3 separate regions of the Mus musculus genome follow, and regions 1 and 2 are each linked to region 3. Evidence: chromatin loops called from intact Hi-C (ENCODE). Cell type or tissue: left cerebral cortex. All regions are shown on one strand. Links, peaks and the distances in the headings refer to the core of each region. The heading gives the core; the rest is flanking DNA. Region 1 overlaps Nav1 (neuron navigator 1). Region 2 overlaps Nav1 (neuron navigator 1). Region 3 has its middle 18 kb from the start of Gm4793.

Region 1 (9,936 bases), core at 402-8,401, 59 kb after region 3:
TGTTCTTCCATTTGATCGTCTCGTGGCACAGGCATCCTGGTCCCCTCTCAGCCTGACGAATCACTGTCATTGCACACTTACAATGCCCCTGCATATTCTGAGCATTGTACATGTATTGGCTCCATGTGGGAAGCCTACAAGGTTGGAATTATTTTTGCTCTCCTGCTGACAAGGAAACTGAGACAGAGAGATTAAGTAATTTGCTTAGAGACATTGCACTAGAAAGTGATGGGAAGGGAGTTTGGACTCTGCCTGCTCCGGTCTGTGCCTCCCAGAGAGGCTGTGCTTGTTTCTGGTACAGAGAGGGAGACAGGATGCTGGCTGTCATCATGCAGATCAGATGCATAAATTATTGTGATCCTTCTGCAGGGGAACTTATTTTCCCTATTTATTTATTTACTCAGTGATTGCAGTATCTCAGAATGGACTTGTGGGTATTCCTCATATCCTCTGAGATACAGCTCAAGACTGTATTTTTCATTTTGTAGATGGGGTTGAATTTATTGTGCTGTTCCTTTTGCTGTGTTGGGAGAATTCTGCAACAGTCTTGATACTTAGGGATAAATGGTGGAAACGGAGGGGGCATCCAGTCCAGGCTGGCCAGGCTGGCTTGTCCTGCTTCCCAGCTCTTTAACCATTTCCTCTCCATCTCTCTGCCTCCTGGGTTTGCTTGGGCACTCACCAAATCTGAGCTATTTCCTCTTGCTGCTTCTACCTCTCAAATTTTAATTTTCTTTATTGTTTGACCCTGTAAAATTCTCTAGACCCAGTTGGCATTTTCTTTGCCTCAGTGTTCCAAGCATCAGCCATTTTTCTAAGGGACCCTTGTTGCTTTGATTGGAGGAGGAATTAGGAACTGAGACATGTTTTCTGGATTTGTTCGTTGCTGCTAAAATGTGGCTGTTTCTAGGTCCTTCCAGTTGGCAACACTAAAAGTATGTGTGCCTGTGTTAACCTGTATAGGACCATGTCTCTATAGATGGTATATAATAATATATGAATAATCATTAGCTTGGTATGTAAATAAACATTAGTTAATAGAGATTTTTTTCCAACTCTAACCTAGAATCACGTGGTTCATTCTACTCTTCCCTTTATGCTGCTTTTTAAAACATCAGGTTTTTAAATATTAACATTCTGTCACTATATAAATTGGGAGTTTCAAACACCATTTGTTTGCAGTCACAGTATTTTAAGATTAAGCGAAAGACTGTTCTAGAGGCCGAGAGACACTTAGCATGCACTCCGGTGTTTGTTGAATTGAAATGTATTGTCCCGTATCTGCTCCTTCAGGTGTGTTCAGGGTTTTCAGACCTGTGCCTGTGTCTCTCAACCCTGAGGCTTCCAGGCAAATTAGCTCTCACCTCCCGAGCCAGGTAATTCTGGAAGGAAACAGCTTGTAGTTCTGCCAAGGTGTCTGTTAACCCCTGTTTGGGTGTTTCTGTTCATTTCCGTCCCTATCTGTCTCCCTCAACACCTGATACTTCCTGGGGTGAAGCCAGAGTGTCTAGGATCCATTTCCATAGCCTGAAGTAGAATCTTCAAGGACAATCCCTGGCCATCCCCTTGGCCCAGCCACTAGTACTTCATTTCCACGAGGTGATAATCAAGGCATGTATAGATCTCCCAGTAGAATCCACAACGCTTGAAATAGCTTACCAGCCGTCATACTCCTTGATGCAGAGGTCTGTTCCAAAATTCTGTGTCACACCAGAATTTTCTCTGTGTCCCCACCGATACACCAATTCATGTAGTTAAGGTATTTCATAAGCCTTGTAATTAAATGTCAGGAAACAAGAGTTTCCTAGGTACTTTTTGTTGTTGTTGCTTTGTTTTGTTTCGAGACAGGGTTTCTCTATGTAGCACCAGATGTCCTGGAACTTGTTCTGTAGACCAGGCTGGCCTCGAACTCACAGAGATCCATCTGTTTCTGCCTTTCTATCACTGGGATCAAAGGCATGTGCCACCACTACCCTGCTACTAGATACTTAGAAACGATTATTTATCTAGAAATGATTTATTATTTTTAATTATGCTGGTGGTGTGTGAATATATGCACAGGTGCCTTTGGAGACTAAAAAGGGGACTCATATCCCTGGAGCTGGGGTTGTGAGCCTCCAGATGTGGGTGCTGGGAACTGAAGTCCCAAAATCAACACCTGCTCTTAACCATTGAGCCATCTCTCCAGCCCCTGGATACTTTGTCCTTAGTGCCTCCAGCATTTTCTAACTTAATTTCCTCTTACTTAAAACTCCGCAACTTTGTTACAAGGTTGTATTTATCTCCATGTGCCTCTTGTTGCCACCCTATACCAATTGCCCATTGTCACAGCCTCTGTGGGTGGGCTTTCTCTTGGCTACTTATCTGGCTGCCTTTGCTTCCTAGAAAGCTCTTAAGTTGGCTTCCGGGCAGCAAACATCTTTTTCTTCCTGGAGAATTGCCCAACCCCTGCAGCCTACCTCTCTTGCCAGCCTCAGATTGCACTCCCGGTGCCCTTGTCCACAGCAGGAATTGCTGATGACAGGAGGTGGCTCACTTGCTGCCACAGCCCAAAGCCCCAGTGCCAGCGCCAGCTGCTTTACCACTCGATCCCTAAGCCCCTTCCTGGCTCAAAAGGTGTTTTGCGATTATGCATAGTTACCCATTAACAGAAACCTTTCAGCTCCTTGCAGGCTTGTAAATGCTCACCCGTCTTTCTTCAGAACTCTTAAGTATGCATATCCAGGAAAGTTTCCTTTGCCAGCATATCTGCAAATATTTGAATTGTTACATGGAATGACATGTGGTCTTCCATCGAAGGATTTACCATGGATAAATATATTTCCATGACTGAGTCTTGGTAGCCATCTTGGAAAGGTTTTAGAGATTGCCCATCTCCAGTCACCAGGAGGAAATTCTCTGCCTTGTATGCATCTGAAGTGTGTCATCCCCCAGCTCCTTGGAGGACTAACAAGAGCTCAAGGCTGAGGGCCCTTGGGAGACATCCCGGTTTAAAACCGAAGGGAACCAGGTGTTGCTGGGATACCTGGGATACATGGGATAATTACAGTAACAGATGACAACGTTTGAGTTAAGATATGGGGTCCTATACTAGCACTTAACATGTGCTAGCTAATTTAATCTTTCTAGAAACTCTGAAAAGTAAATATAATTACTTCATTTACCACGGGGGGAAAAAAACAATTGAGACTTTTGAACTTGAAGACCCTTGCCTAAGCTTACATAGAGTCTCCGTGTAGCTGGGAATCTAGCTAGAGCTATCTATCCTAAGCGATACTACTCTATTTGGCCCTGGATATTGGTTCAAGTTTGTTTTTTTCTTGAAGCTGAGCTTCATTTGTGGACAGGAAAGAGAAAGTGGTAAGTCCGTTTCTCCAAAGCTAGCCCTCAAATGTGGACAGATGAGGAAGAAGCCAGGGGTTCTTATATGCCCCTACTCCTCTAACACGATTCCAAGCATTCTAAATTCACCTGTGCACCACTGACGAGGAGAGCGACTACCTGGCCATGTTGTGTCTAATTGCTCCAGAACGTGGGGTGTGGCACTGCAGATTATGACGGGTCAGAGTGACTTGGACTGTGTGCCTCATTCAAGCTTTACATTCATAGATAGATCTTGGTGGAAGATTGCTAACTGAAATAAGGAGATGTCGTGGCTAGTCAGAGCGGAGTAGGACTCACCTTGCTGCTGGGCCTTGGGCTCTCAGCTCCTTGGTGTGGTGACAGGGATGGTGGGTGAAGGTCAGCATTAAGGAGACAAAGCACTTAGGTGTGCCTAGAGCAGGCCAGCCTCTTCCTAGGAGTGATGTCAACCCGAAAGAACTGGGAGATCTAGAGTAATGCGCTCACTGAGGGAGTGTGGAGAGTGATCTGGGGTTTAGCAGTTGATCATATTACCCCGAATAAAGGATAAGCATCCAAAACGCAGGCATTGCATAACCAGATCAGAGCAGAAACATGGCTGTCCGTGTCATTGACACCTGCCCACTGGTCAAACCCAGGCATCCAGTTCTGAGGGCTGTTCCCATCGGAGAAGAGGTTCCTGTATCACAGGATTATCACTGACATTGGCCCAATACAAAATAATTATACAGGGGATTCTGAGAGCCAACATAATTAGTCCAATTAATCTCTGGCGATGAATTATTCTGTTCGATAATCGTCTTCGGAAGCAAAGGATTCATTAGCATCCCTGGCTGACAGCAGGGAGTCAAATGTCCTTTTATCTCCTTCCCCTGTCCCTGACAAGATAGAGTGAAATTGCTCTCACATTGATAAATTCTATCTCCATCAAGAAGGCTGGTACGGGGAGCAGCAGAGGCTGGGACCTGTGTATGAGGTTATGTGTCTGGCTCTCCACACACTTCTAACCTTGAATTTAAGGCCTCAGTTTATCCAGGGAGTCAGGAGGGGAATGGAGGGCAAGGTCTTCATTAGGGATTAACCAGCTCGAGGAAGGGTTTCCAGAGACGGATAATCCCAGCGTTCCCACCAAAATCCCTGCCAGTGTCTTATGGAAGCCCCGTGGTCTTCTTTTTTGTAGAAGCCTTTTATAGAAGCTACTGGTTGGAAAGGCAAGGAGTAGACTTGGAGGAGGGCGCTTTGTCTGTGGTGCTCAGTCGGCCCACGTTCTGAGAGAGGTGTGAGTGCTCATGGGAGTGTTGGTGGATGCTCAGATAAGGATCTCAGAGCATCTGGGCTGTGGGTTTGCCTGCTAAGTGTCTGTATACTGTAAACTGTATACTCCATGGTTTCCTTACTGGGCTGCCCAAGGCTCAGAGCTTGCCTCCACCGCAGGGCCTCTTAACTAGCTTCTTCACTAGTCTTTCTTTCCAGAGAATGAACATTATACGCAGGTATAAGATTTGCATTTAATTTCGGAGTTTCTAGACCCTCTGCAGCTCCTTCGGTTCATGGATTCTTTCCTCGAGGGATTTGAGCTCTATAGAGAGGAGCAGGTGTGATGACAAGAGTCAACCTCTGCATTGCCGACACTGAGGCCAGATAGCCCTCAGTTGAGGGTGCTGCCCGGAACATTGGAAGATGTTTGGTAACATCCACAGCCACCGCATACTGGATGCCAGTAACATGTCCGTCTAGTCAAGAGTCCCCAGAAGTATTTCTGTTCTCAGTTGAGAGCCACTGTAACAGGGTCACAACTGAACCATCAGCTCCGGGGCCCAGGACAGTGGGTTTGTGAGAGAAGGCTCTCAGGCTCTGGGAGAGGTGTGAGAAGCTTGGTTTGCTCTTTTGTTTTCCCAAGAGTCTGGCACAGTGATAGTGCTGAGAGTAAGCTCTCTGACAGGGAGCTGCAGCCAGGGAGGCCAGGCCTGCCAGGTTGAAGGCATAGCATACGCAAAGGAACAAAGGTGTTGGTCGTGCCCGTGTCTCCAGGGAATGCAGACAAGCCACCTTGTTGTCCCTGGTCTCTGGCTGAGGAACAGAACTGTGGGACCTCCTTTCCTGCCAGGTGGGTGGATGGTAAATAAGAGGGAAGGGAACAACTTTCTGAATCTTCCATTAACTGGTCACAGCACGCCCCCAGTGAACCTAGGATTCTAAGAACAGCCCAGCTTAAGGTTCTAACTTAGCACCTGCTCATGGGGCAGACGCGTGCGTAGCTTCCCCAGCTGTGGACCAGGAGCCGTGTCAGCAAAGGGGAATGTTCAGCTGAAAGCAGACGCAGACAGGAAGCCTGAGTCGCTCGTGGTCATTGGTCACAATTTATGTGTTGTGGCTTTTCCAGGACTGTATGTCCTCTCCCTCTTCCCAACCCCCGTTCCTTCTTGGCTGTGGAGCTGATCTGCTTCTGGAATCTCTTCTCCCTGTTGTCTCCTTTCATTCATTTATACGTACGTTCACTGTTCACTCGTTTGCAAACGTTTAATGAGCCTGTGTTGTCTCGCTGAGGATCTCACTAGAGTGGCTTGTATGGGCAGGAGACTACGTGACCACACGCTGAGCTCTGAGGATGTGGCAGGAGCCAAGCGCTGCCTAACAGCTGGCTGAGTGAGGCCCTTTAGAAGCCTTTTAAGGGAAAGGGCCATTGAAAGAGGAGAATTAGGGTGAGTGACAGATAGCTCAGTTTAAAAGTCTGGGTAGTGAGTTTTATTGTAGGGTTTTGTTTTTTTTTTTTTTCTGTGTGTTTAAAAAGTTGTATGTCCAGTAAAATATGTCTGCCTGCCTGGGGACAATTGCTCTGACTCCCAGGTACCAGGAATTTGTAATGGCTCAGAAAATGGAGGAAAATCTTTAAAATGAGTTCCTGGTCTCCATTAAAAGCGTTTATGGTGTCTGGGGAGGCATTTCCCACTGATTTGTACCTGAAGAGAGCATGGAGGCTGGAATGATGGAGAGGAAGACAAAGACGCACGCTCAGGAGAGCGTGTGTGTGTGTGTGTGTGTGTGTGTGTGTGTGTAGTGTGTGTGGTGTGCATGTGGTGTGCACGTTTGGTGTGTATGTTTGCTCTTGTGCAGTGTGTGTGTATGTTCATGTGTGTGTTCAGTGTGTGTGTGTGTAGTGTGTTGTATATGTGTAGTGTGTGTGTGTGTGTATGTGTGGTGTATTGTGTGTGTAGTGTGTTATATGTGTGTTGTGTGTGTGTGTGTGTGTGTGTGTGTGTGTGGTGTATTGTGTGTGTGTGTGTGGTGTGTTGTATGTGTGTAGTGTGTGTGTGTGGTGTATGTATACGTTTTTGTGGTATGTGTGCACACATGCATGAGTGTGTGTGTGTGTGTGTGTGTGTGTGTGTACATTTAAGACAGAGACAATAAAAGTCAGGTGTTCGCTGGGACGATGGGGCAGAGCCATAGAGTCTACCTGCAGGAAGGATCTAAGACAGAGTACTGGGTTGGGCCCCCTCAGAAAGAGAATCAAGGACAAGATGATCTCCACCTGTGGGGAATAAAGCCTGTCACAGCTGGAGTCAGGCTGCTGCATTTGGAAAGAAAGGGCAAGGGCTGGAGGTCCAGAAGCTGGCCTTGGAAAGGAAATGAGCTGGAAAGACGGGGCGGAATGGTGGCAGTTCAGGAGAGAGAGGTGACAGTGTGTGTGTGTGTGTGTGTGTGTGTGTGTGTGTGTGTGTGTGTGTCTGTCTGTCTGTCTGTCTGTCTGTCTGTCTGTCTGTGAGGTGTTGTCCTTGCTCATTTGTTAATCGGTGAGCAGGAAGAGCCCAGCAGGAAGGGGAGTGGGGAGAGTCAGGGATCAGAGACAGCTTCCTGCTAAAACCCACACAGCCAGAAAGAAGGGTTCTTCTCAGAGCCTCCACTCGGCTGAAGCAATGCTGCTCAGCAGAAAAGGAGTTCAGGATGAATGGGTGTAAAGTGGAGCTGGAGTTCATTAAGAGCATTCAGCATGGCTTCAGCATGAACACTGCCAGGAGGAGAAACTCTTTAGTGAAAAGAGGACATACCCAGGCGTGGGTGTGAGCGCCTCCAGAGACAGTTGCAACCTGTGTCTTAACAATCACCACACGTACAATTTGGGTGGCTTCTGAAGATAGTGTTTTCCTAAGGGACTTGAAGGAATTTTGAGTTTGTTTTTAGTAAATAGATCAAAGGGTGGATTCTGAGGTGCACTGGTCAGAATTTGTGCTGAGTCATGAGGATTGCATGAGGGAGGAAAGATGCATATTTTTTATTTATTTATTTTTTACTGTAAAAACCTCGAGTAAGCCAGCTGATGGTGGTGCACGCCTTTGACTCGATAGGCAAAGGCAGGCAGATCTCTGTGATTCGGGGCTAGCCTGGTCTACAGAGGGCAGCCAGGACAACACAGAGAAACCCTGTCTCGAAACAACTCTAGTAGTCTTGTTTGTGAAATGTCCAGGTTGGTAGCTAGAGAAGGATTAGCTGAAGTTTATGCGAGCTCATGGCTTACCCATGGCTCTCTTTGCTACTTTAACATCCCCATTTGACATAGCTCTATGTCGTCTGTAGGTAGGCAGTTTTCACAGCAGATTTTGTTAGCTGTGCAGGAATACTTGCTACTCAGCTAGCAAGATGCTGCTAGCAGACCCAAGGCAAGGGCTCACTTTCCCTCCCATGTCCCCTTAATTCCTCTGTTTTTCTGCCCTGGGTCAGGAAGGTAAGAAAGGGTCTGACCAGAGGCCTGGGGATGTGTTCATTTAGCAAGTCTGCAGGGAAGATCGACTGTGGTGGTTTGAATGACCCATAGGCCCATATGGAGTAGATGTGGCCTTGTTGGAGGAAATATGTCACAGGGGGTGTGGGCTTTGAGGTTTCAGATGCTCAAGCCAGGCCCAGTGTCACTCTTTCTTCCTGCTACCTGCTGATCCAGATGTAGAACTCTCAGCTACCTCTCCAGCACTATGTCTGCCTGCATGCCACCATGGGTCACACCATGATAATAGACTAAACCTCTGAACTGTCAGCCAGCCTCAGTTAAATATTTTCTTTTATAAGAGTTGCCACGGTCATGGTGTCTCTTCACAGCAATAGAAACCCTGACTAAGACATCAGCTGTAGCCTAAGTACCATGTCAGGTACAGGCATTCAGTGATGGATGGCATATGGCTTCTGCCCTCAAAGCCAGCAGCTGTGTAAAGAGGCATGGGTCAGAAAGGATACACAGGCTGTGGTCGAGTTTGCTATGGAGTCTCTGAGAGAGGAATGGTGTTATATAGCAAGGGGGAGGGCCAGATGAGGGACAATCTGCATTCTCCAGGGGCCATTCAAGCTTTGTTTCCTGGGCACCTGCTGCTTGATCACCACTGATGCTGGCATTGGATAGAGGTGGGGGGGTTAGGTGGGGGGTAGTGTCACAGTAGGCAAAACCAGAGGTGACATGCGCTCTTCTGTTTGTTTGTTTGTTCCTCAAGAAAGGCTCTCACTGTGTATGTAGCCCTGACTGTCCTAGAACTTACTAGGTAGACCAGGCTGGCTTCAAATTCAGAGATCTGCCTGCCTCACCCCCCAAGTGCAGGGACTGAGGGCTGTATCACTGTGTCTGGTACAACATGTGTTCCGTGATCAATGACTCGGTGATAGAAAGCTCTAGAACAAGAAGAAGTTGTATCTGATGTGGGTCAGGAAAATTTCTGGGAAGAGATGTGACCTGAACCAGGCATTCGCTTAAGCAGGGAAGAGCCTTCCAATAGAGCAGGGGGAAGCACAGGCGGGCAAGGGTGCAGTGAGGAGCCAGACTGGCTGGATGGGTGAAAGGATAGAGTGGGTGTGAGGGTGGTAAGAATACCACGTCAAAAAATTATAGCAGAGAGCCTCAGACTCTAGACCAAGGACCCTAGGGTCATCTGGGACGCTGAAGTGTCAAAATACAAAGACCTCAGATTCAGTGGATGGACCCGCTCTGAGACTCCTTAGGTGTTAGGTGGCTGAAGTGTTTGAAGCCACCCAAGTCATCCCCCAGCCTCTAGCCTGGGCTTAGCGCTTCTGCATGAATATCTTACTCCTAAGTGTATTCTCCAATTTGTCTTCCCAGAGGGAGAAGGAGCACACACAGGCTAGGCTCAGTGGTCCCCAGGAGTGAAACCTGAGCCAGCTGTTCCCATGGCAACCACCTACAGGTGCCTGGTCTAAGAATGGAACACAAGGAACTGGAAGGGATGAGCAGCTCTGCAGTCATTGCCCTGAGCTGCCCCAGTCGGAGCGGAGCAGAAGTGAGAGCAAAGCCTAGCAGACATCAGGACCAGGGACCTCCCTTGTTCTTTGGAGGAGGGAAATTCAACCAGGCCCAGGCAGCTGATTCCTCGCTCTTCTATAGTCCCTTTGCATCCTGCTCATTAAACATAGATGACCCTAGGGAGGGGGTTCAGAGGTCACCAGCTGCTGGGGCTTCTGGCCAGAGATGGGCTGAAGATCATTTTCAGGGAGAATGTGGCCATGACTCCCTGCTCTGGCTGCAGAGGCAGACGGGGTAGGGGGCTGGGAAGCTGGTATAACACAGTTAGAGGTGGC
Region 2 (9,936 bases), core at 1,910-9,909, 50 kb after region 3:
TACCTGCTGAAGTTTGGAGATTGAGCGATAAGCTCACTCTTCCTCCCCATGGCTGCTGAATCTCATAAGTACACGTGTAAAAAAGAAATCACTGTACAGTTTCCATCACCCACAGAAGTTCATAAAACACTCACCAAGACCTAAGATGTAGCCAGGCGATGGTGGTGCATTCCTTTGATCCCAGCACTTGGGAGGCAGAGAGAGGCAGGTGGATCTCTGAGTTTGAGGCTAGCCTGGTCTACAGAGCTAGTTCCAGGACAGCCAAGGCTATACAGAGAAACCCTGTCTTGAAAACCTCAGCATGATGAAGGATCCTCTACGGGCAACAGTCCCAAGTGTAGGGAGATGCTCTCACCTCGAGGAGCAGGACAGAGATCCCCAACAGTCTTGGATGGGGCAATGTGAACCCTGTTAGGGACTATGGCCTCAAACCCAAGAAACTGGGTTTCCTATCCTCCCTCTACAGAGGGGGATTAGAAAACTGCCTCAGTTTCCCTCTGCAGCCAAGCAAGGGTAGTGACAGTGGGGATAGGGAGATGAGATCATGTCTTCAGAATCCCAAGCCCCTCTCTCAGAGTAGGCCAGGGTGATTCTGTATTTCAGCCCAGTAGCCAGGGTCCACAGGCCCCTAGCCTCACCCACCACAGTGGCCAACATCTCAGCTCCGCTGTTCTCTCTATCTTTACAGGCTCTGTGCTCAGGTGCAGATGGGCCAGGCTATCCTTCTTGAACATTTTTAGTGCTGAAATGTGTTTGCTAGCAGGCATCTTGGAACCTTTAGGCTAGAGAACTGTGTGCTGAGGTAGTGACCCATTGGCCTTCCTGACTGCTCGGTCCTTACTCACTGCCCAGCTTGGCCCTCCTCCTGGTCTCCCTGTCTTTAAGAATCATAATTCCTCAATACTTGTTCAGGGATGTGGAGAGAAAGTAGAAGGCATGCTGACGCAGGTTACAGGGGCTGGTCAGAGGGCTTCTCCGAGCAGGATATGGGTCAGCCAGGGCCCTGTGACTAGGCAGAGATTTTCCAGGTAAAGCAACGAGTGGTATTGATGTCTGAGCGAGCCAAAGTATTTATGAGGAGCAGCAGATTGCCAAGGCAGTAGGGACGCACCACCATGACACTGGGGCGGATAGAGGCGGATAGGGGCAGGGTCTGGGATGAGTTAGACCTGAAAGGTAGGATCAAAATTCTGAATTTTCCCTTAAGCTTGGTGAAAAGTCAGGAAAAGTTTGGTTTGTTTGTTTGCTTTGGTTTGATTTTTTTGTTTGTTTGTTTGTTCTGGGGGGGGGCAGTATCAAGATAGGGTTTTCCTGTGTAGTCCTGACTGGAACTCGTTCTGTAGACCCTGCTGGCCTTAAACTCCTAGACCCAAGGCAGGCGTCACTGCCTCCACCACAGGGCCCCAGGAAAGGTTGTAAGAGGAGGAGTAATTCGAGGCTTGTGTTTTGGTGAAAGCCACTCAGGCAGCTGTTGAAGAGCGTAAGTGGGGGAGGCAAGAGTGGTAGAGTCCTACCTAGAAGACCCCAAGGCTATGGGAACCATCTGGGTGACGTCATGATGCTCAGAGAAGGGCATTAGCAGTGCAGACATGAGCATCGGAGGGCGAAGGGGGTGAACAGGCTCCAGGGAGAGAATGCAAGCAGAGAGGGGGAGCCCCCAGCCAGCCCCTCTGGGGAAGGTCAGGACCTGTGCTCCTGGAGAGAGTGTCCCCTGACCCACTGCAAGGTCTTTAGGGACAAGATGTGATCATCTCTGCCCTGCCCTCGTGCGTTAAAGTTTTCATATCTAGATAGTTTTCATTTCCATTAAAAAAAAGTTAAACCGACAAAACTTTATTTTGCCTGCACATAAAAGTTTCTTACGTGTAAAGCGTGCACGTTTGACTAAAAGCTATAAAAATTCTAATTTTTTTTCTAGTAATGCCACCTGTCAAAAAGCCAGCTAATTTTAACTGAACTTAGGGCCCACAGGATTCGTACAAAATGAACTCAGGGAAGAGGGAGGGGCAGTCACACTGTCCTCAGTGGGAAGGTGTGGGGGAGACCAGGGTAGTGGCAGAGGCAGTGAGTATGGCAGAGATGGTGATGGCAGTAGAGGTGGTGGTGGTGGTGGTGGTGGTGGTGGTGGTGGTGGTGGTGGTGGTGATGTTGAGGTTTTTGGTGCTGTGGGGACCAGTGATGATAGTAGAAAAGTAATCAGGGATACAGGGAAGGTAAGAGGGTGACAGTGATTGCAATGGCATTTGGTGGTGGTGAGGACAGTCATGCTATCTGCAGTTTCAGGGAACACTAATGTGATGTTCTTGGAGCTAACTGTTGTGATGTGTGTCATGGCCACCCTATGTGTGCCCAAATAAAAGAGTTAGAGGCAACACACACACACCCGCCCTAAGTGCCTTAAATCACTTACTTAGGCATCAAGTTTGACTACAATAGAGGTCACAGAAGAAGTGTAGAATTGGTCCCTGAGGGGCTGGAGAGGTGGGTCAGTGGGTAAAGTGCTTGCTGAGCAAACCCCTGCAGAACCTATGGACAAGCCCCGCACAGTAATGCAGGTGAGTATGAGCTCAAGGCCCCCGTGAGGATTTGAGGTAGAGAGAGGAAAACCCCTGGAAGCTGGTGGGCCACCCAGCCTGGCATTTGTAATGGTCGCCAATGCACACACTGTCTGACGGCACACTGTTGCCCGCCACATGACTCATGTTAAGTGTTGGTGTTCCGAGTTGCTATGCCGACATTTAGACCACTCCCACAGTTTTTCTTGAGAGACCCCATGTGTTAAAGCACCCCTTTACATACCTGACAACCCCTATACCTGCCTCCCACCCCGCCTCTGCTGCCATGACAGGTAAGACAAGTAGATGGCGCTTTGCCAATAGTGAGGACTGTGTGCTTGGCCTCGCATTTCTCTGTGACCCTGAACAACTCATTTTACCTCCCGGGTCCTCAGTTGATGCATCTCTTGCAAGGAGAGGATATTTGCTCTACCCTTCCTAGCTGCTGCGGGCGTGAGGGCATTTGTCATCACCAGCAGACACAGATGTATGGGCATTGGGGGAGGGAGGGGGACCTCTGCAGGCACTGTGCATTCCTCGAAGAGTCTACCAGCTGTCATGTCAGGCTTGAGGTGGGACTGTTGGAAGCCTCTCCAATCCGCAGAAGGCTTAGGCCCAGTTTAGGACGGAGAGGTGGGTGATGTAAGACCAGCTTTGCCATCCAGACCTCCACCTCCTTTCTTACCCCTACCCTGAGCCATGGCTCCTCTCCTTTTCAGCCCCTCCTTTCCTTAGGACACAAGAGCTCATTCTCACTGACACTACTATCTAACAGCAGCCTAGGCAGTCAGTGTGCCTTCTTGTTATTGTTTTGGTTTTTGTTTTCAACCTTAAGCCCCCCCCATCAGTATTATACTTTCCACCAACCCCAGCATGTACATATTGAATCTGTAAATTTCTGAATCTGTTATGTAGAATGTACTTGGTTTGTTTTACTGAATGTTTGGTTTTTTCCTTGAGCTGGTTGCAGTCCGCTGTGTTGATTACCATATCTACAAATGAGTTACTACTGCCTGAGCTTTGAAAAGCCCTGGTTTTAAAGGACCTTCTCTCTGAGCACAGAGATCCCTGGGACCTGTCTGGGAGGCCAGTTCACCAAGACGTTGGATACTAGAACATTCTCTCTGTGCCAGGCACTGTCTGAGGAACTTTACAGAGTAGAACCATGAATCCCCACAGCACTGCAGAGTAGGGTTTACTGTCTGCACAGTAAACTCAACCATTGAACAGCCAGGAAGTGAGGTCACATGGGGTTTAGGTCATTCGTCTGAACCTGCTCCATGAGTGTTAGAACCCCAGACACCTGCAATGTTAAACACTTAAGGCTCCTGGCTGCCAAGAGGCCACAGAGACAACGTGGGATAGCCATGGCACTTTAAGAAAGCAGCTCAGCTCTTGGGAAACAGAGGCAGACAAAATCTTTGTGAATTTGAGACCACCCTGTTCTACAGAGTGAGTTTCAGGATAGCCAGAGCTACACAGAGAAACCCTATCCAAAAAAAAAAGCCTGTGTGTCTATAGTCAGAGCTGGATTCTGTTGCCCTGGAAAGCCAGCCTGGTTTTTATGCTCACTCAAAGTAGGTGTGCTATGTGAGCTCCTAGCCCCATGAGATGCCTGGGTGCCTTTGCTCTATCAATTCCAGAGCCTGATGGACTAACGCTGAGGTTCCAAACTCTTCTACCCACTGCCCAGTGGGCATTAGAGTCAAGAACAAGCCCGGTCCTTGGCTTTTTAAAAAGTACTGTTGTTAATTTTAAAAATAACACTTTTCACAGGCTTTAAAAAAAAACAAAACCCGAGTGAGCTTAATCATCCACTCTCACTGTTTTTTAATGAATGCATTGTTTTAGGCTCTGTGAGAATGCAGTAAAAGTTTAAAAAAAAACAAACCACTTTTTTTTTCCAGAGTGTGTCCCCATATTTTATAGGTTGCTCTTAAGACGAAGACAAGGATTCCTGCACGTGGGCAGGCAAGACTCACAGATGGGCCATGGCGTGCAAGAGTAGAGCAAGCGTGCATTTGTAAGGGATCGTCGTGGGAGGCACACACTTCCCAGATTCCATGCCTGTTCCTTCTCTTGGCATAGTAGCTGGAGATGATCAGATGGATGCAGAGAAGGAAGGAAGGAAGGAAGGAAGGAAGGAAGGAAGGAAGGAAGGAAGGAAGGAAGGAAGGAAGGAAGGAAGGAAGGAAGGAAAGAAGGAAGGAAGGAAGGAAGGAAGGCAGGCAGGCAGGCAGGCAGGCAGGCAGGCACAGGGACGACTGGGTGACCATGAAACAGCTGAAGCAGGATTCTCTTTTTTTTTTTTCCTTTCTTTAAAAAAGATTTATTTCTTTGTATAGTTATGAGTATTTTGCCTGCCTGTGTGTTTGTGGTACCATGTGTCCAAGGAGGCCAGAAAAGGAAATTGGACCCCCTGAAACTGAACTTAGGTATGGCTTCGAGCCATCATGCGGATGTTGGGAATCAAACGTGGATCCTCTGCAAGAGCAACAAGTGCTCTAAACTGCTGAGCCATCTCTCCAGCCCTTGAAGTTGAGTTCTTAATTATTCTTAGCCTCTCCTAAAGTGAGACTCGGTCACATCCTTCTCTCCTCTCTTTCACGGCTGGAAGTGTTAAGCCCATTGCTCTCAGCCACCCCCAGCATGTTCACTCTCTTAGCTCCCTCGTGCTCTGCATCCTTGGCCAACCTCAATACAGAAATTCAAAGCAAAGCAACAGACCCTCCCCATGGAGAGCCCCTCAGCTGGCAGGGAAGAGAGGACACCAACGGCCAGGAGCTCCGGGCTCTGGCAGGAAACGGGCCAGGCACAGGGTGGTGGGTACAGCTGTGGCACATAGGAAGGGACACAGCAGTTGAATGCCAACCCTACTCAGAGCGTAGACATGGAATATTGCCCAAGATCTGTCTGGACCTGATTAACTGAGACTAGAAATGCCAGGGGGATGCTGAGGACTGGACCTGAGGAGGACAGACAGAATTAGAGATGGATTCTTAAGAGAATCCCAGAACAAGGAAAGCATCAGCTGAAAGAAGCAGCTGCAGAGGTGTGCCATCTGGGGGTAGAGTGTGGTGAGTGCCTAGGAGGGAGGACTGAGGACCTGGGTCAATGGTTGGGAGGGAGGACTGGAGACATGGGTCAGTGGCTGGGAGGGAGGACTGAGGACCTGGGTCAGTGGCTGAGAGGGAGGACTGGAGACATGGGTCAGTGGCTGGGAGGGAGGACTGAGGACCTGGGTTAGTGGCTGGAAGGGAGGACTGAGGACCTGGGATAGCTTGCAGCAGTGTTTCTCAGGCTGGTTGGAAACCAGGCCAATTCCTGCTCTGAGACATCTCTGCTTGGCCCAGGCAGCTGTTAACAGACCCCCTGAGTGCCCTTGGCCAGCCCCAGCTCCAGTCTTCTCCTCACCTGACTCCCTGTGAGCCCAGCTTGCCAGCTAAGGAACAGAGCCTGCCTCAGCTGTGGACAGAGCCAAGAAGTCACCATGGTAACCCTCTGGCTGATGGGGACTCAGGTTGCCATGGGAACATGTATAAAATCAAAAATTATTTTTGGGGATGGGTTGCAGCTAAGAAGGGCAGTGGGGACCATTTGCAGCAGTGCACACTTCCCAGGGTTCTGTTCCATGGCTCCTCAAGTTCCTCCCCGGGAATGGTGGGAGAGCCCAGCCCAGCACTTCTGAGAAATGACACTGATACTCCCAGGAACACTCCCAGAGGTCGTCCAATGCAAAACATGTCTCCCATTTCCCTGGTGAGTGTTTTGCCCAGCCGTATCTTTCAGTGCCAGATCCGCTCCTCGGCACCACCATGAAATCTGCAAAATTCATATGCCTGGCTCCTGCCAGAGACTCCAGGCCCAGCCGTCTCTCACAGTCAGTCTCTTTTCTGACAGGGCCTGACTTGAAGGTCCCTTTGTCATGAGCACTGGGCGAGCCATACAGGCACTGGGCATGCTCAGAAGAGCTGCTCGACAGAGGAGCCTGCTCTTCAATGTGGCCTCACAGAAAACACCAAAGGAGGCGAATGGTGTTTGGATTTCACAGAGGCAGGAGAGAGTGCATGCTAAATCCCACCTCTTGCCTTCCTCCCCGCAGCACTGCCTACAGTAGGATGGTGCTGGAACAGTCTGTGGAATGGGCCATTGCTCGGTGGAACCACTGGGCCATTTTCTGAAGTGAAAAGGCAGGAGAGGAATCTCACAAGAAAGAAACATTTTTTTTTTTTTTTTGTCCCTGTGGTGTGGCCTGGTCCAGCAGTTGTCATTCATAATTAGAATGTATTCTATACTATCCTAGGCCTCAGTTTCTCCCTCACCAAAAAGGTGATGGGGGGGGGGCGGGGGGGCGTGTCAGAGATGGAGCTGTTAATGAACCCTGGGCAGACCTGGGAGCCTCCTCCAGACCTGTTAGAAGGCTAGGGAGGGAGAGCACAGGGTGTGACCTGGGGACCTGGGCCCCTCTGAGGCATTTAGCCCTGTGCTCAGTGCTCAGTGCTCAGTGCTCAGTGCTCAGTGGAGGCTGTAGCCTGAGAAAACTTTCTCCTGAAAGCTGCCCTTAACTTGAGCCAGGCTCAGCTCAGGTTTCAGGACTCGGAGATTCTGCCTTCCCCCTCCCCCACCCCTATGACTAGACCAGAGCTCCGTGAGAGCTGAGGAGACCACATATTACCTCTTAGGAGACAGGACCAGTTGTTTCTCCCATGTGCCACGTGTCTCCTGGAACCTCCAGGACAGAAGAATCAGCAAGACTTGGGGGACAAAGCTGGCTGTGCTGGAGACGCTCTAGGGAGAACCGCACAGAGCTGGTTTGGCCTGACTGAGCAAGGCCAGGGCCTGGGTGCTTTGTTGTTCTGCCCCCAGTGCTCCGCCAGCTCTGCCAAGAGGAGACACAGTTTCTGAAGGGCTGCAGTCCAAATTCTTCCTGGCTCTTCTGAACATCCCCTATTCCTCCCCTGTCGAGCATTTTTTATGCCAAAATAATTAGGTAATTAATGATCGTGTCGTAGACCTTGTTTCTGGCACTCTATACTTCTTAAGAACTTTGGAGTCTGTTTGTAATACACATGAATACCAGCCCACAAACTTGGACACTCAGCAGATACCCTATCAGTTGCCAAGTCCACATAATTCATATTCTGAGCTGTTACCTACCTGAACTCCAAGAGGTTTCATTCCAGAGTTTCTGTGGTCCTTTCCTCCAAGCCAACACTTGCAACGAAGCCAGGAGAGTTCAGGATGGGCTCTGAGAGAGCACACTATGGCCTCTGCAGGCTTCCTCTGCTCTCAGACTGACAATAGCTCCCTAGTGGGTAGGTTAGGGTTAAAGCTATTGAGTTTCCTGTTGCTGTCATGCTATGGGCATGGAAGTCTTGGCCAGGCCGGGAGCCTGTGTACACTGCCCCTCACCCCCACTTTGAACTGCTTCTACAGTGTGGGAACGCATTGGCCCACTCACGCCTGGGTCCCCATTCCTCCTAAACCAAGAGAATCCTGCCTTCTCACGGCAAGTCTCTTTTTGACCCCAAATCTCCCTTAATAGCCTGAAACTTTCACCAATACCAGCTGGCTCTGCTTCCTGCCCCTGCTCAGTGTCCTGGAAGATGGACTCTGGAACCTGATGGCCTGCAAGGGATGGGGGAGTGAAATACGCAGAGTCTCAACTTTGAAAAGCTCCAGTGTCTCCTGCCATATGTGTGCGTGTGTGTGTGTGTGTGTGTGTGTGTGTGTGTGTGTGTGTGTGTGTGTGTTTTAAGGTTTATTTATTTGTCTTACGTATATGAGTACACTGGCATCAGATCCCATTACAGATGGTTGTGAGCCACCATGTGGTTGAAGGGAATTGAACTCAGGACCTCTGGAAGAGCAGTCAGTGCTCTTAACCACTGAGCCATATCTCCAGCCCGCCATGTGTGGTCTTATTGTCTCATAGTTGCATATAAATATACTCCCTATAGAGCAGACCCTGAATTATTATCCCAGGTACACAGACAAGGGAGCTGCATTCCGAGCTTAAACGATTGAGCTCAGGCCTCCTCCTAGGGCTCAAACCTAGGCCTCCCACTTCTCAGCTAAATCTTCCTACTGCAAGCAGGACTTCTGAACACTCCTGAATGATCCATGAAAGCAGCCAGTGGAGTCAGCAGTGTCTGATGATGTAATGCACGGATGGGCTTCTGGGTACACCACACTGTACCAAACCAGGCAATGGTGTGCTCGGTGTAATTCTGACACAGGCGCTACTACCTCTGTTTTATAGATGACACCGGAGGACATTGCCCTATTTTATTTTAGCTTCTCAAAAAACATTGAGGGTAAGAAAGGGTTAATAATCTAGAGGCAACAACTGAAGCAGGGACCACGGAGGAATGCTACTTACTGGATTACACCCTTTCTTGCTCAGTCGACTTTCTCATATAACCCAGGACTACCTACCCAGAGGTAGCACTGCCCACGGGAGGAAGGAGTGTGTGTGTGCTGGCTAGGCCCTCCCACATCAATCATTAATCAAGAAATCATCCCACAGGCCAAGCTGGTGGAGGCATTCCTCGACTGAGGTTCCCACCTCTTCCCTGGATGATTCTAGTTTGTGTTAGCTTGGCAGACACTAACCAGCAGAGGGTTGGGACACAGAGAAGGATCATGTCTGCTAGGGGTCAGGAGCTGGTAGCCAGCGCAGTCACATTTGAACCCTGCAGCCTTGTTTTTTGATGGAGGTGCGCACATGTGTACGTGTGTGTATGTGCACGCACATATTCATATGTGTGCGTGTTCATCTGTGTGTATATGCACATGGAGGCTCGATGTCAACCTCAGATGATATTCCTTAGATGTTCATTCACCTTGTTTTCTGAGACAGGGTCTCTCTCACTCACTGGCACGGGGCTCCAATGGGCTAGGCTGGCTGGATAGCCCCCAAGAATCCATCTATCTTCACTTCCCTGGCCCTAGGATTACAAAATCTCACCACCAGCCTCAACTTTTAAAAAATGTAGCATCTCGGGGGGTGGGGGTGGGCATGGAACTCGGGTCCTCATGCTTGCAGAGCAAGCACTTCGTCAACCGAAACACCTGAACCTTCATTCTTAACTCCCTGGCGATAACGGCAGAGGCTTCAGTGACTTTAAGAAAGGAAGAATGGAGTATGGAAGGAGTAATTTTCCCCACAATTTTGTTTAGCTTTCTGGCTTCATCCAGCCTCCAGAAGAGGCTGCTTCCTGCAGTGTTGCACTCCCATTCAATCCCATTAATGCATTGCTTCCTACCACCCACTCAATCGCTGCCTGTTCAGCCTCAAGGCGGTGCCTCCCCAGCTGAGGCTTTGCATACTTATCTCAGACTGAAAAGCCTCAAGGAAGGACCTGTCAGAGGTGGGAAG
Region 3 (9,936 bases), core at 1,391-9,390:
AGGGGGTGGGGAGGTCGGGGATCAGGGGAAGGAGAGTGGCTTTTCTGCCCCACTGTATAGTTAGCTGTAGGAAACTGTGGGCGGGCTTCATGCTTCCCAGGCCCAGCCCAGCCTCCCCAGGAGGCATTTACAGCAGGCCTCCAGCCCCCTGTGATTTGTGGGACAGTTTTAAACCACCGATTTTCATTAGCATTAAATCATTCCTCTTGGCTAATTGAAAAGGAACCAAGGATACTGCTTTGAGCGGAACCCATTGGATGGAGCAATTCAGCAAGACAGGCAGATATGCTGACTGCAGGAGTCTGTAGCCAGGAAGTTCCGAGGCCCCTCCCTCAAGTTTAGACTTCACTTCTGCTTCTGAGGCCAGGACTGAGATAAGCGAGCCCCAGAATGAAGAACTAGACAACGTATTTGATTTTTTTTCTTTTTTCTTTTTCTTTTTAGCTAGGGGGTAGAGGTTAGATACTTGGAAGAACTTCTAGCCCAGGGAAAAGAAATAACTGGTTCTGAGATCAAGGAGAGGAAGGCAGTAACCGTCCCTCTGTGTGGTGCCCTGTCTTTGGCAGCCTGGGTGTAGGTTCCTTCATGGTTAGGGAACAGCCAGGGAACACTGAGAAGTAGGTGGTGGGCAAGCCGAATCTGGGCTTTTCAGCTTTCAGAAGCCTCTGTTGGGAGCAGCAGGGCCTGGCTGGAGGCGATGCGGGGCTCTCGCCTGATGATTTACACAGAGTCACTTTGAGCGCCTGAGATTATCTCAGGAGCTGGGTCTTCCTCTGTAAGCACATGCCACTCTTAGGTCAGAAAAGAAGCCATGCCAGTCTGAAGGATCAGGGACTTTTTAAGAACTGCCAGAGGCCTGGGGCTCAGAGGGGATACGGGAGGGAAATAGTGGATTCCGTTGCCTCTGAACAACCTTAATCCCTGTTGTGAGCCAGGAGCCAGCCAGGCGGGCTCAGGGTACTGAGCCCACGCTGCTCCTTTGCCAAGTCGTAGCCATTTCCTCTGCCTTCTGCCAATCCTCTACCCACTCAATGGGTACACTAGCCGCCTGCCCTGTCTCCTCTCTATGCTGCCTAGGGTGATTCCCCTCTCTGCCAAGGACTTGGCAGCCAGATTGGTGGCGGATGTCACAGACACCTCTTAGATTGTCCTTTGTCTGTTCTCAGAGGCTGTCAGAGGTTGGAGGCTAGACCAGATTAACACTAGTAAATAAATGTCTCTGGTGGCTTCATCCTCAACCCTGAGAGTCTCTTTACAATTTCAGATCTGAGAAAGATTGAGGTTTAACATTGATGGGAGGCTGAGTGATCGCCTCAGGTTCTGCTGCCACTTCACACAGTGACTCAGGACAAGCTCCTTCCTTGCAGGCAGAGCATGCCTGTCTTTGCCTGTACATCCTGCCCCAGGTATCACACATGAATTGTATCAGGTCCATAACTCCGTTCTCCAAGGAAAGCCGGATGCTACTACAGGCCACCGGACTGAATTGGAAACAGACCAAAGGGAAGGACAGCAAGGGGCAGTGTAGTTGGTAAAGTGCTTGTCATGCACACATAATGGCCCAAGTTAGTTCCCAGTGTATTTATTTACTTAAAAGCTGGGGACAATGGTGGCATGTGCTTATAGGTCCATTGCTGGAGAGGTAGGGACAGGAGGATCCGTGAGGCTTCCTGGCCAGTCAGCTGAATTAGCAAGTACCTGATCATAATGAGAGACCCTGTTTCAAAACCAAAAAAAGCAAGGTTAGCAAAGTGGTGGTGGCACATGTCTTTAATCCCAGCATTCAGGAGGTAGATACAGGTCAGTCTCTGAGTTTGAAGCCAGTCTGGTCTACAGAGTGAGTTCCAGAACAGCCAGGGATACACAGAGAAACCATGTCTCAAAAAAAGAAAAGAAAAAGAAAGAAGAAAGAAAAAAAGAAAAGAAAAAGTCAAAACGGGCTAATTTTTAAACAAATTAAAAAATAAATTTGAAAAATAATGTATGCGTTTAAGAACATATGAGGGTGAACATGTGTGTTTTGTATGTGAGTTCATGTGTATGTATGAGAGTGTGTGACTGTGTGTATTCATGAGTGAGTGTGTATGTATGTGTATGTGTGGTTTACCTGTGCCTGTATGCAAGTGTGTGCCCCTGTATGTCTGGTCTGGGTATGAGTGTTGTGTATCTCGGGGGATCGGTGCATATCTCTGTGTGTTTGGTACAAGCATGTATGTCTATGGAACATATAAGCATCAGAAATATGTTGATCATGGTTCTGGAAGTTGAGATCTTGAGATCAAGTCATTAGCAGATTCATTGTCTGATAAAGGCCACCTCTTGTCCCGGCTCTTCTGTGTCTTCACGTCACCACGTCACAGAAGGACAACAGCTTCTCTTAAGCCACGTGGAAGAGGGCACTAATCCTGTTTATAGAATCTCTGCCCTGACTTAGTCATTTCCCAAGATCCCGGCCTTTGAATGCTACACCTTGGAGGTTAGTTTCAGCTTGTGAAACAAATTATTGAGACCATAGAGTCTTTGTGTGTGTGTGTGTGTGTGTGTGTGTGTGTGTGTGTGTGTGTGTGTGGTGTTTGTCCAAAGGGTAAAGTAGCCCAAGCCACCACTTTGCTGTGGCACCAAAGGACTCAGCTGTCTCTTCTCTGATGTGATGGCTCAGCCCCCAGACATAGCTATCTGTTCTCGGTGCCTCTTGGGAACCACACAGGGGTCCCAGCCAGAAGAAAAGCCTGGATGGAGGCTAGGCTATAATAGGAAGGAAGTGATGTCAGGGATGGAGGCTAGGCTATAGGAAGGAAGTACTGTCAGGATTACAACAGCAAAGAGACCCATGGCAGATGGAGTAAGACAGCGTGCAGTAAGTTCCTATGGCCCAAGCCTGCCTCCCTCTGTGTCATCCTACCCACCCTCCTTTCCCAGATGTTGTGCCTAGACTATCTTCCTTTGGAGAGGGCCTCACTTTCAGGAGGATTCCATAACAATGCGCTCTCTTTTAACACATGACATGTTTATTTTATGTGTTTTTTATTTTCTGAGTGTTTGCATATATGTATGTTTGTGTATTATGTGCATACCTAATACCCTCTGAGTCCAGAAAAGGGCTTGAGATCCCACAGGACTGGTCCTATAGACATTTGTGAACCACCATGCAAGTGCTGGGACTAGAACCCAAGTCCTTTGGAAGAGGAACCAGTGCTTTCAGCCACTCAGCCATCTCTCCAGCCTGTTTGAAAACTATGTGTATGTCTATGTGTAGGTGTGTGCTCTTGAATGCACATGCCCACTGAGTACAGGGGGTGGCATCAGATCCCCTGGAGCTAGGGTTACAGGCAGCTGTAAACTGCATGGTGTAGATGTTGGAGGCAGAACTTGGGTCTTCTGAAAGAGCAGTATGTTTTGTCTTCGTTTTAATGATCATTCGTCATGTGTAGGTGTCTGAGGGGGCTGGAGGGGTATCAGATCTCCTGAAATTAGGGTTACAGGTTGTTGAGAGCTGTCTGCTGTGGAAGCTGGGAATCAAACTCCGGCTGTCTTCAAGAACACGTACTGACCCACCTCTCTTGCCTACGCAGTATACTCTTAACTGCTGTGTATTCTCACCAGCCCCCTGCCATAGTTTTAAACATAGGAAAATTTGTGCCTAGCTTTGATATATCCACTCCACTCCAGTCCTGCATAAATCAACTGACCTAATGAGACTCAAATGAAGATGAAGTTTAGGTCAGAAGTGAAACCTTCTGTGCAGGGTTTGTACTGCTTTGAAATGGCTGACCGCAGAGAGAGATCAGAGCTGTGATGAGGACTTGCCTTACTAACAGACAGCACTGTGTAAGAACGAGACTCTTGTACCCTTTCTCACAACTCCCCCCGTCTGTATATCTAGTGCTCCGGGCTGCTTCTATACCATGGGCACAAAGCATCAGTGCCCATATTTGCATAGCAGTGTGTGGGGGCGTGGCAAATCCAGGCGGGCTCAGGATCTGCATTTAGCTACCACTCTGTACTATGTGGAACGCTCCAGGGCTCTTCTCTCCCCACTTTCCCTTTCTTCTCCTCCACCCTTTTTTTAAATTTATTTCAAAGTAATATACCCATACTCTTCATAGTGTGGTTAAGATGTTCCGACCTTGTGAAATGGGCATCTTAACTCTTTCCTCTAAAGAGCTGTGGCTCCTTTAACCGGCAGTTGCGGGAGGAGCTGTCCTATCAGCACCACGGCCGGTCCCACCCTGCAGAGACTGCGGGCTGCCGTTCAAGGGCAAGTAGGGCGGAGAAAAGACAGTCTAGAACTAGCCATCTGGATAGTTCCCAGCCTCACTGGGGACTGCCTTCCTCCCCAACGCCTGTCCCAGGCCTTGCAGAATGGAGAGAGCTAGCGTTTAGGTTCTCACCACCTTCTAAGCTACACTGAAATATTTATAGGCCCAAAATACTTCTTGGCTCTGGGATTTGCAGAGCATTAAGCCAGTTAGCTGGCATTTGTCCTGATGCGGCCTGGGCCGGAGTGAACAGTCTGAAGAGCTTGGGTGGAGGCAGGAAAGGAGGCAGGTTCCAGCTGCTGGGTGAGCAGATGCAGGGGGCTAGCTGCAAACATAGGCGCAGGAGCTAGCTGGATTGTCTCCTCATCTCTGCCCTCTGTAAGCTGTGTGATCCTGAGGAAGACCCTTAACCTCCCCATAGTCTGTGCCTCTGAAGTAGGGACGGTGGTGACACCAATTGGTAGGACATTGCAAGTCATTGCAGGTGGAATGTTTAGAATGGTGTCAGACATGCAGCCTGGAAAGGCAACTTTAAAAAGAGTTTAGTTTAAAAATAACATATAAGGGACTAGAGAGATGACTTGTGGGTTAAAAGCACTTCCGGCTCTCAGAGAGGACTCACACCAGGCAGCTCACAACTGCTTGTAACTACAGCTCCTGTGGATCCTCTGTCCTCCACAGGCACCTGCACTTACACACACCCACACCCTCACATAATATTTAAAAATAAATAAGCTTTAAATATGTGTTTGTCGCACCAGGATAAGTGTGTGAGAGTAGACAGTTGGAGTATAGACAAAAAGGGGGTAGGGTGGAGGGATCAAGCTGAACTTTTTGGTGAGGGGGCCATACACCATGCTGGGGTCCTGGCACTGCTCTACCTGAGGCCACCACCCCCTTGGCTTACCCACAGGACATCAGGCATCTGAATTTGGAGGAGGGACAGATGTTGTCTCTGACATCATTTCTGTCACCACCACAGGCCTGCCACCACGCTGAGTGTCTTATTTTTATTCCTTCACTTAATCTTCCTGAAATCCCATGACTAGACTTTGCAGGTGAAGACTCCAAGCTTAGAGAACATGAGCTGTCTAAAGCCACAGAGCAGGAACTGGTGAGCCTTCCAGAGCACTGGAAGCCTTTATACACTTAGTGTGACATGGCATGGTTTTCAACCTGTTCAGTCTCTTCCCCCTTTTCTGGCAGACAGTTGGGTGACATCTTACCCAGTGTGGGCCGTGCATGTCCCAATGAAGAGAGTTCTAATAGGAGAATCAGGCAGCTCAGCCTCCATCCTGGGGACACAGGATGAGGGAAACTAGATAAGGAAGGTTATTTAAGGATGTAGGTTAGCAGAGTCTAGCATGCAAGAAGCCCTGGGTTTGATCTCTAGCACTGAATAAACCAGACAGGGAGGCTGATATCTGTGATCCTAGTGAATGGGAAGTGGAGGCAGGAGGATGGTAAATTCAAGGTCATCCATGGTTAAGCAATGAGTTTCAGCCTAGAGTATATGAATTTCTGCCTCAGATAAACAAATACTAGTGATAAAATATTAGAGACAGAGAGATAGACAGAAAGAGTTAGTCTTTGAGGGCCTAGCAACAGTATTTGTTGAATGCTAGACAAGGCATGGTTCTAACCTACTTATTTTGCATCTAACTAACTTACTTATTGAAACTGTGTTAGTAGGGTAGGTGCTGGTCTTGGTTTCATTTTGTAGAATGGAAAATCCAAGTTCTAAAACTTCCCAGGGGTCATACACACCAAAAGCAAAAGCCAGGGCCAGACTTTGGGTCCAGAAGCTTTGGTGGCTCCCAACTTTGTTCTTTATCATTGTGGTAGTGAATCTCTTTGAAGAGAAGGGTCTGAATGGTGGGGCTGATGGACAAACCCATGGATGTGTGGAACCCTATCCCAAGCCACCATTTCCAAGACTGTCAACTGCCAGCCTTGTTGCTGCCTCTTCACTGAGGCATCACTAGATACCACATCCTTTTCTGGCCATGATGTCTCTGTGGTGCTTCGTTTTGCCTCTTACAGAGCTCACTGCACAGGGTTCTTGGTGTATCTCTCAGCCCTTGAGAGCAGAACCTGGTGTCTGCCATCTTGATTGACATAGTACCTGGCAAACCACATGGCAAATGGAAGGTACCCGGCTAGGGTGTGTGAATGTTAAACAAAGAGATCAGGCCAAGAACCTTTTTGAAAGTGGGATGCTATTTGAAACAGGGAATACCAACTCCCTCATGTAACTGGTTGAAGGTGGGGATCCTCAGAAGGAGGAAACTAAGGGACTCCTGGGATCTTGTTGGTGGTCTCTCCCTCTCCCTCTCCCTCTCCCTCTCCCTCTCCCTCTCCCTCTCCCTCTCCCTCTCCCTCTCCCTCTCCCTCTCCCTCTCCCTCTCCCTCTCCCTCTCCCTCTCCCCCTCCCCCTCCTCTCTCAATGGCTCCCTTGCTTCCCCTTCCAGCTCAATCCCTAGCTTTCTTCTGCCCTTGACCTTCCTCCTGAGATGCACTGTGAAGGTGTCGTGAAGGATGATGGTACTAGTAGCCACCTTAAATAAAGTCAAGCATCTCCCCAGCCTTGCCTTACTCTGCCTGTTCAGGACTCAAAACAATAAGAAGTGAGGACAGAACAGGAGCCAGAGTGAGCCCCAGAGCAAGTACAGAATTCCCAAAATCATTTGGCTTGCTAAGGATACAGTAGGTGCCACAGCTAGCAGGCATTTGGATGTGCTCCAAGAGAAAATATCTGGGCCTATTGATGACTTCAGGAGGCACCATTGTCCAGAGTGCCCCCCATGTGTCTTTCTCCATGCGGCCCCCCATTTCCACAATCTTTCTCCTAAGCTGTATTAGTCAGAGGTCTCTAAAGAAACAGAACTGACAGAATGAGTATATACATATTTTCACTAATTTATAGTCATTCATTAACATATTCATATTATTCATTCAACAAATCCCACTTGTATTTATGGGATTTATCAGAGTGGCTTATAGGCTGTGGTCCAGATGACCCAGCAATGTCTATCTATCTCCTGACAGAAAGACCAAGAATCATATAGTTTTTCAGTCCATGAGACTGGATTTCTGATGTTGGAGATCTAGAGGATCTTGAGAGAGCTGCTGGGCTTCTGTGTACATTGGAATCCCCTACAAGTAGTATCTTAGTTAGGGTTTCTATTCCTGCACAAACATCATGACCAAGAAGCAAGTTGGGGAGGAAAGGGTTTATTCGGCTTACACTTCCGTACTGCTGTTCATCACCAAGGAAGTCAGGACTGGAACTCAAGCAGGTCAGAAAGCAGGAGCTGATGCAGAAGCTATGGAGGGAATGTTCATTGCTGGCTTGCTTCCGCTGGCTTACTCAGTTTGCTTTCTTATAGAACCCAAAACTACCAGCCCAGAGATGGTACCACCCACAATGGGCCCTCACCCTTTGATCACTAATTGAGAAAATGCCCCACAGCTGGATCTCCTGGAGGCATTTCCCCAGCTAAAGCTCCTTTCTCAGTGATAACTCCAGCCTGTGTCAAGTTGACACATAAAAACAACCAGTACAAGTAGATTCTGATACCAGCAAAGGAATGCCTTAGCAGTAGGATAGATGAACTTGCCAGCAAGAGTGAAGCCAAGCAGGCAAAAAGCAAAAGCATCCTTCCTCTACATCCTCTTATGCGTCCATACTTAGGGTGGCTCTTCCTATCTTAAATTGTCCAATCAACAAAGCCCCTGACAGCGATGCCCAGCTGTTTAAGTTGATTCTAGAAACAGTCATGTTGACAACCAAGATTAGCCATCATGTAAACTTCTACCCTAGCTCACATGTATCATGAGCCACCAACTGGGCATATTAGACCTATGGTTAGGCGAGGTTACATCAATCATCTCCCCCCCACCCCCACCCCCGCTTCATACCCCATCCACTCTCACGTCAACCAACCCATAGCAAACAGAGTGAAGGGGCAGGGAATGTGTAAGATATGAGGAACGCTGGGGGAAGAAAAGAAGGAACCCCCCCCATACTACCCATGAGTGATTCTCTTCTGCTCTAGTTTCGAACCTATGGACTAAGTCTTCCTCTCAGCTCTATCTCTGAGAGACTCAGTACAGCCATCACAGCAAGGAGAGAGGGTCCATCATGGAACAAGGGGTGTGGAGGCTGAGACGGGGCACTGCTGATGGTGAATGTGGTCTAACTCAGTTACCCACAGCATCATCTTCCTGTCTGGTGAAAGGGGAATAGTAGAACTTCCCTTCTCAGGTTGTTGTAAGGATTAGAAATGATGTTTCACTAAGAGACTGTTCCCCGACACATAGGGAATAGCTTGGTGAGGGCGGGTGTGTCTGCTAGGCATCCTTTGTGTTCCCCTTACAGATGCTCGGTACCTGGAGATGCACACTCAAAGGCAAACGAGGGAAGCCCTTGGTGACCCTCCTGCCATAGACTACAATAATTTGCTGCCTGGAGAGTGATTCTCCATTACTCTGAGGCTAATGTGGTTCTCACATTGTCACCTAGGACAATGACTGTCACCTGCTTCCAGTCTCTTAAAAGACTACCTTCTGAGGAGGAGGGTCAAGCAAGGTCCCAACTGCAGTGGAGAGGCAGGGCAGGGCCCCAGTGACCTACCAAGGTCCTGTTTTAAAAGTCCTCTCCCATCATGCTTTTTAAAAAATGATGATCTAGTGAAAGCAGGGGTGTGGGTGTACTCCATTAGCAAGGGAGCTAGAAGCAGCCTGGCCTTCAGACCGTGAGAGCTGGAAATCGGGCCTGCCCTAGCCAGAGGGTGTAGAGACATCTGAGGCAAGACAGTCTAGACTGGACCCTGCAGAGCTAGGAGCTGGAGGTCCCCAGCAGATAAGGTCGGTAAGCTGGGCTCCTACTGGGGGGTTGGGATGGCCTTTGAATCAAGAGGCAACACCGTGGAGATACTCTGAACCAAGAAACAACTTCTAGAATTCTCTTAAAGACGTAGTTTCCAGAGGGATGATGGTCTGAGGAGCCTAGCTGGATTTGGTCCTCACATTGTATTTGGATTGGGATCAACAATGGAAGCAGAAATTGGCCATGCAGGAGCTAACCAAGGAGGTAGACCATAGACGTGCCACGTCTTGAGCTTGGGTACAGTAGTCTAAAGCTTTTGCTGTGGGTGGACTGCTGGTTAGCTCAACATCTCAGAGCCTGGCACAGCTCAGTGTTCTAGGCAGGGTCAGTATGTAGCTGACCACTAAAGGATGGGTAGGACTGGGTAAAAGGAGGATGACAGACTAAATCCACTCTCAGCCCCACTAGGGCCATGGACTAAAGCTGGGGGCTCTCTCCTGGTGGAAGGACTCAGGGTCTGTACCTCAGTATTTGTCAATATTATCCTGCCTTCATTTTTTTTCAGGCTTAGCCTGGGCAGGTTGAATACTTTTCCATGTTCTAGCAGATACAGGCAATACTTGCCTGAGCTACTCCTAGATTTCTTTGGGAGTAACTTAAAGTTTCCATTGCTGTGAAGAGACACTATGACCAAGGCAACTCTTTTTTTGGGAGGGGGGGTGGTTCGAGATAAGGTTTCTCTGTATAGTCCTGGCTGTCCTGGAACTCACTTTGTAGACTAGGCTGGCCTTGAACTCAGAAATCCGCCTGTCTCTGCCTCCCAAGTGCTGGGATTAAAGACGTGCG

The links. Peaks named below come from ENCODE experiments on the same cell type or tissue, not always from the same donor. Only the 100,000 strongest peaks of a DNase experiment are listed, where the experiment ranks them.
Region 1: it touches region 3 in a loop (2.6-fold over the local background); 4 of 42 quality-filtered maps call a loop at or near these places.
Region 2: it touches region 3 in a loop (1.9-fold over the local background); 2 of 42 quality-filtered maps call a loop at or near these places.

What each region holds. Positions count from the first base shown.
Region 1 is chr1:135,550,808-135,560,743 of GRCm38, reverse strand. All of the region lies in intron 1 of Nav1 (neuron navigator 1), which reads left to right. Among named protein-coding and RNA genes, the nearest start is that of Nav1, 30 kb to the left of the region's middle. In left cerebral cortex, for the core only: no CTCF peak of the experiment used is centred there; DNase peaks (open chromatin) are centred at 4,661 and 7,395.
Region 2 is chr1:135,561,412-135,571,347 of GRCm38, reverse strand. All of the region lies in intron 1 of Nav1 (neuron navigator 1), which reads left to right. Among named protein-coding and RNA genes, the nearest start is that of Nav1, 19 kb to the left of the region's middle. In left cerebral cortex, for the core only: no CTCF peak of the experiment used is centred there; DNase peaks (open chromatin) are centred at 6,039, 6,428, 7,457, 9,830 and 5 more places; H3K27ac peaks cover 2,033 bases.
Region 3 is chr1:135,610,424-135,620,359 of GRCm38, reverse strand. It overlaps a transcript of Nav1 not described here. Among named protein-coding and RNA genes, the nearest start is that of Gm4793, 18 kb to the right of the region's middle. In left cerebral cortex, for the core only: no CTCF peak of the experiment used is centred there; DNase peaks (open chromatin) are centred at 3,964, 4,317, 4,949, 5,167 and 1 more place; H3K4me3 peaks cover 409 bases; H3K27ac peaks cover 952 bases.